2 separate regions of the Mus musculus genome follow, and region 1 is linked to region 2. A link is a loop called in an ENCODE intact Hi-C map of the cell type or tissue named here. Cell type or tissue: heart. All regions are shown on one strand.

Region 1 (2,500 bases), 380 kb before region 2:
GTCTTCCCACTTCAGTTAATCCAAGTTTTAAAAATCCTCAGAAACATTCCCAAAGATGTGTCTCCTAGATGAGTCTAGAGTCTGTCAAGTTAACAGTCGATATTAGCTCTTGCAGCTAACACTGTCGTCTTTCTGCATCCTGACCCTGCTCCAACTTTCATCACAGGATATAATTCCTGGAATCATGAACTGGAAGAAGTTCCAGCCCCTGGTGTTTTCCTCCATGTCTGACCCCTCTATGGTGGAAGCCACTCAGAGGTAAGCTGGGAACTGCTGGCCTCCTGGGGTATGTTAGCACCGTAGCTTACGGAGGCTGGGAGACCAGGAATCAGAGGCCATGCCTTTTAAAAGTAATGTAATGCTGACTAATTGGTGGCTCAGAGAGAGAATTAACAGATCATATAATTTTGCTGAAATATTCATCTTTTTCTTTATAGTTCATGGGGTGAGTGAGTCTGTCTCTCTGTCTCTCTGTCTCTTTCTCTCTCTCTCTCTCTCTCTCTCTCTCTCTGTGTGTGTGTGTGTGTGTGTGTGTGTGTGTGTGTGTGTGTGTATTCAAGTACACGCTCATGTGTGTACTTGCTTATGGAGGCCAGAAGGTGATCTTGAGTGTTCTTCACTCTCTCTCTCTCTCTCTCTCTGTGTGTGTGTGTGTGTGTGTGTGTGTGTATTCAAGTACACGCTCACGTGTGTACTTGCTTATGGAGGCCAGAAGGTGATCTTGAGTGTTCTTCATCAGAAACTACAACTTTTTGTTTATTTTAAATTTTATTTATTGACTTATTTATTTTGAGATAAGGTCTTTTATTAGTACCTGGAAGTAGCTGATTCTGCTAAGGTAGCCAGCCGTGTTACCAATGGAGTCTCCAGTCTTTGCCTCCTCCATTCTGGAATTACAGATGTTCATCACCAAACCCAGCTTTTTAAAAAGTGTGTTCTGTGGCTGGAACTCGGGTTCTTGGGATCAAATTCAGGTCTGCACACTTGCATGGCAAACACTTTATTGAGTCATTTCCTGGGCTCTTGAGGAGTTATCTTCCTCTTTGTGAGACAGGGGCTATGATGACAACTTCACTGGGATGTTGCAAATGGCTATATGATGAAGTATCTAGGATCTGACTGACTCTTGCTTTTGATAACTCTTGCATTTTCCACTGAGCTCACAAAACTGTGTGCAATCATTCTCTCACCACTAGATGGGAGCATCATCCCCCTAAACCAACTCATTCTACAAGAAAACTGAATGAGTCAAACTGACCTGCTGTTCTGGTTTCATTTCTGTTGCTGTGATAAAATACCCGGACACAAAGCAGCCTAGGAAAGAAGGGGTCTGTTTGGCTTGCAATTCCAGGTTATATTTTGTTACTTCAGGAAGGTCAAGGCAGAAGCTTCAAACACCATCCACAGCCAAGAGCAGGCAGAATAGAATCCTTGCTCATTCAGGATCTGCTGCCTAAGGAATGGTGCCACCCACAGTGGGCTGAGTCTTCCTATATCAACTAACAATCCAGAACTCATTCCATACACACACAGGCATGCTCACAGGCATACCTGACATATATAGACCCATATCTAGCTAGTGCATAACTCAGTAATAAAGTTCTTGCCTCTCATCCTCACCACTACAGTGGGGAAAAATTGACTCAGCTGGGTCTGGGGTTGTTTCTGAACTCCAGTGCACCCATTGTTAACATTCATGGATTCCAAGTATTAAAAACTGGTCAATTCATTGTTTTCCAAAGTAATGTCCTTGGAAACATCTCCCAAAGCTGAAGTTTTAGTGGAAAGTCAGGAGAAGGTTGCTGTGGCCCGGATATCCATACATTAAACATGAAGGTCATATCAATGAAAAGCTTTCTACCATGACTTTTGCCTTCAGCTTCTGTGCCTGAATGCTCTGTTGGGCCAGTTTGTTTCAGATGAGCTGCCATTGCATAATATCTCAAAAATCAGGAGCAGGGCCCAGGCAGGGGTGCAGATCAGCTGGTAGGAAGTGTGTAACACGCACAAAGCCTGGGCTCCATCCCCAGCATTGTAGAAATGGTCACACATCTGTAACCTCAGCATGGAGAGACGAAAGCAAGAGACTCAGGAGTTCAAAGTCGTCCTCAGTTACACAGAGAGCCCAAGGCCAGCCTGGACTACGTGAGATTCTGTCTCAAAAGAAAATAAGTATCTTTCTATTATTTGTTTATACTGATTGTTGGATTGAAGGCCAAGCTATTGCTTCTAAAAGCAGTTATAAATAATAATGGTAATCTATTTTCTAACTTCTGTACTTATCTATCCATGTGCTATGACAAAGTGCTATAGTCTCCATGTTAAAAACACCATATATGGATCAAAAGTCAGACACCAGGCAGATTTTGTGTCTAGTGAGGGCTTATTTCCCAGTTCACAGACAGGGCCTTCTTTTCTATTTTTATTTATTTATGTGCATGTGTGCATGGTATGGGTGAGCTCAGGCCACATCACATGTGTGGGGAATAGAGGACAGCTT
Region 2 (2,500 bases):
CACTTTCCAACTGTTGAGATTACAGGTGTGAGTCTCTACCACACCTGAGTTGTCTGACTTCTAAAACTTTATTGGCATTTGTTTATGTATCATGTGTTTATGTCTGTGTGCCACTGTTCATGTGGGTTCAGAGAACAACTTACAGGAGTTTTTCTTTCCTCAGATGATGTGTGTGGCAGGTATCCCCTTCAGATGGTCAGGCTTACCCACAAGGCCTTTATCCCATGAGCTAGCTCGCTTACCCTTATCTGACTTTCTAATTTTGACCAGTTTAATGAGTTGTCTCAGTGTTTCAATTATATAAGTTATATTGGATAGCGCCCCATATTGATACTAATTTAGTTTCCTGTGTGGAAGGTAGCTAGTGGGTTGTTGGCCTCTTTTTGTTGGTTTTCCTTTTTCATACTCATTTCCAGAGCTGTAGTTTAGCTATTAACTGGAGGTTACCCACCCCATTGGGTGGACTCCAGCCATTCTCCATTCTACAAAGAGGAAGGTCAACACAGAGGAGAAATATCCTTCATGATTGTAAGCAAAGCTGTGGTCAAGCAAGGCCTTTGACTTATCTAGATGCCACAACAGCTGGCCAAATGAGCCAGAGTTTCTTCCCAAACCTGGTGACCTCTGAGGACCAGACCCCTTTTGTATGTTTGTTTTTAAAGTGATTGATTTTGGCCACCTGAATGGTCTCAAACACCCTGTGTACAAGCATAACAAAAATTAAAATAATGAATAATATAAAACAAACAGCGGCCCATGCTTTACAGGTCTCTGTGTGAGTGACTGACATGCTAGTGGAACAATCACAGCTGCCCCAGATGTGACCACATTTAAAGGACTCTCATCCTCTTCCTGATGTTCTGTGTTTATTCCTGATTATTCTTCTCATGTCTCCTTTGGTTTATATAGTTTGTAAAATCAGACTAAGACCACACCAGGTATCACCATCTTGTTGATGAACAGCTGTAGACTTGGATCTCTGGACCTTAGGATAAACCTGGGATGGAACTGATAGGATCTTAATTATGACATTGCTAATCTCTGGACCTTGTGTATCCAACACTATTTTAACCCTCCACTCATTTCAGACTGCAGACTAGCCATGTTCAGATGCTCCTATGATAAACAAACTCCAGTGCCTGGGAGTCAGCCAGAGTGGACACCATAAGTCCTTCTAGGGTCCCAGTGTCCACTGGCAGCTCCTGTGTTGTGTGTGTGTGTACACTCACAGACACACAAATAATTCAATATAATTTAAAGATTTTAAAAGTAATAAACGAGCCAGGCAGTGATGGCACTTGCCTTTAATCCCAGCACTCAGGAAGCAGAGGAGCAGAGACAGATGTATCTCCTAACTTCAAGGCCAGTCTGCTCTACCAAGCCAGTTTCAAGACAGCCAAGAAAGTTTCAAGACACAAGAAAGAAGGAAGGAAGGAAGGAAGGAAGGAAGGAAGGAAGGAAGGAAGGAAAGAAAAAGAAGGAAAAGAAGGAAAGAAGGAAGAAAGGAAGGAAGGAGAGAGGGAGGGAGGGGGAGTAATAAAAGGGGTAACAGGTAGCTGTAGCATTCTTGAGTTATAGCTTTTCCTGACAGTCTATTAAGTAGTATGAGTGTTGCAGAAGCCTGGGTTGAGAGTTAGTTAGCTCAAGAGGCTCATTGGGAACTGCATTCCTGAGGTGTGTTTCACAGTAGAAAAATATTATGGATGTAATAAGCCAGTCTTCCCTAAAAGTAAGTGGCTATGATTTTTTTTTAGGTGTCTTCACCATCCATGATCACACCCCGGTGGATTATTCCAGTAAGTTCATACTCTTTATGATTCTTCTTTTGGTTACCATTTCAGACTATTAAAGGATTCTCAAGTTCTTGTTTTTCCTACAAGTATTGGGGCCATTATCAAAGCTCTGTTAATTTAATGGCTTCAGTTTTGTGGCTCAACTTTTCTGTAAATGCTGCATGATTCAGACAGAATAAAAAAATAAAACTCTGAGGTAGAAGGGGCTGGGGCAGCTGACTTGGTGGTCAGGAGTACTTACTTTATTGCAGGGCCTAGGTTTGATTCCCAGCACCCACGTGGCAGCTCATAACCATTGGTAACTCCAGTTCCGGGGGATCTAACTCTCCTCTCTGGACTCCACAGGCAGGCTCCACACACACATGTGGTATACAGACATATATGCAGACAAAACACCCATACACATAAACACCTGGGGACATCAGAGCCTCTTTCCTGCTCCAGTCAGTGACACTGATGTGAAGCTGCAAGGTTGTTATCTGACTGTTATTCCTTCCTCTTCCACAGCAGAGTGCTACCATCTCCAATGGGCTTGCAGGATATGGAGCATCTTTGGCAGGGACAGATGAATGTAGTCAGAAAGATGGATTCTCACTGATTTCCCCCCCAGCACCATTCTTGGTAGATGCTGTGACCAGGTGAGGAATTACTTCTTAGTTGCAGCTTTCAGAACATCTAATAGGAGAAAATTTAAGTTGGTTATATTT

What was found. Peaks named below come from ENCODE experiments on the same cell type or tissue, not always from the same donor. Only the 100,000 strongest peaks of a DNase experiment are listed, where the experiment ranks them.
Region 1: it touches region 2 in a loop (8-fold over the local background); 19 of 42 quality-filtered maps call a loop at or near these places.

What each region holds. Positions count from the first base shown.
Region 1 is chr1:119,928,647-119,931,146 of GRCm38, reverse strand. Cfap221 (cilia and flagella associated protein 221) reads left to right here. Exons shown (of 24, transcript NM_001115074.2): 21 at 167-258. Among named protein-coding and RNA genes, the nearest start is that of Tmem177, 17 kb to the right of the region's middle. In heart, a CTCF peak has its summit at 1,188 (motif pointing right); no DNase peak of the experiment used is centred here.
Region 2 is chr1:119,549,818-119,552,317 of GRCm38, reverse strand. It overlaps Epb41l5 (erythrocyte membrane protein band 4.1 like 5), which reads left to right. Exons shown (of 25, transcript NM_145506.4): 23 at 1,755-1,796; 24 at 2,301-2,431. Among named protein-coding and RNA genes, the nearest start is that of 3830432H09Rik, 15 kb to the right of the region's middle. In heart, no CTCF peak of the experiment used is centred here; no DNase peak of the experiment used is centred here.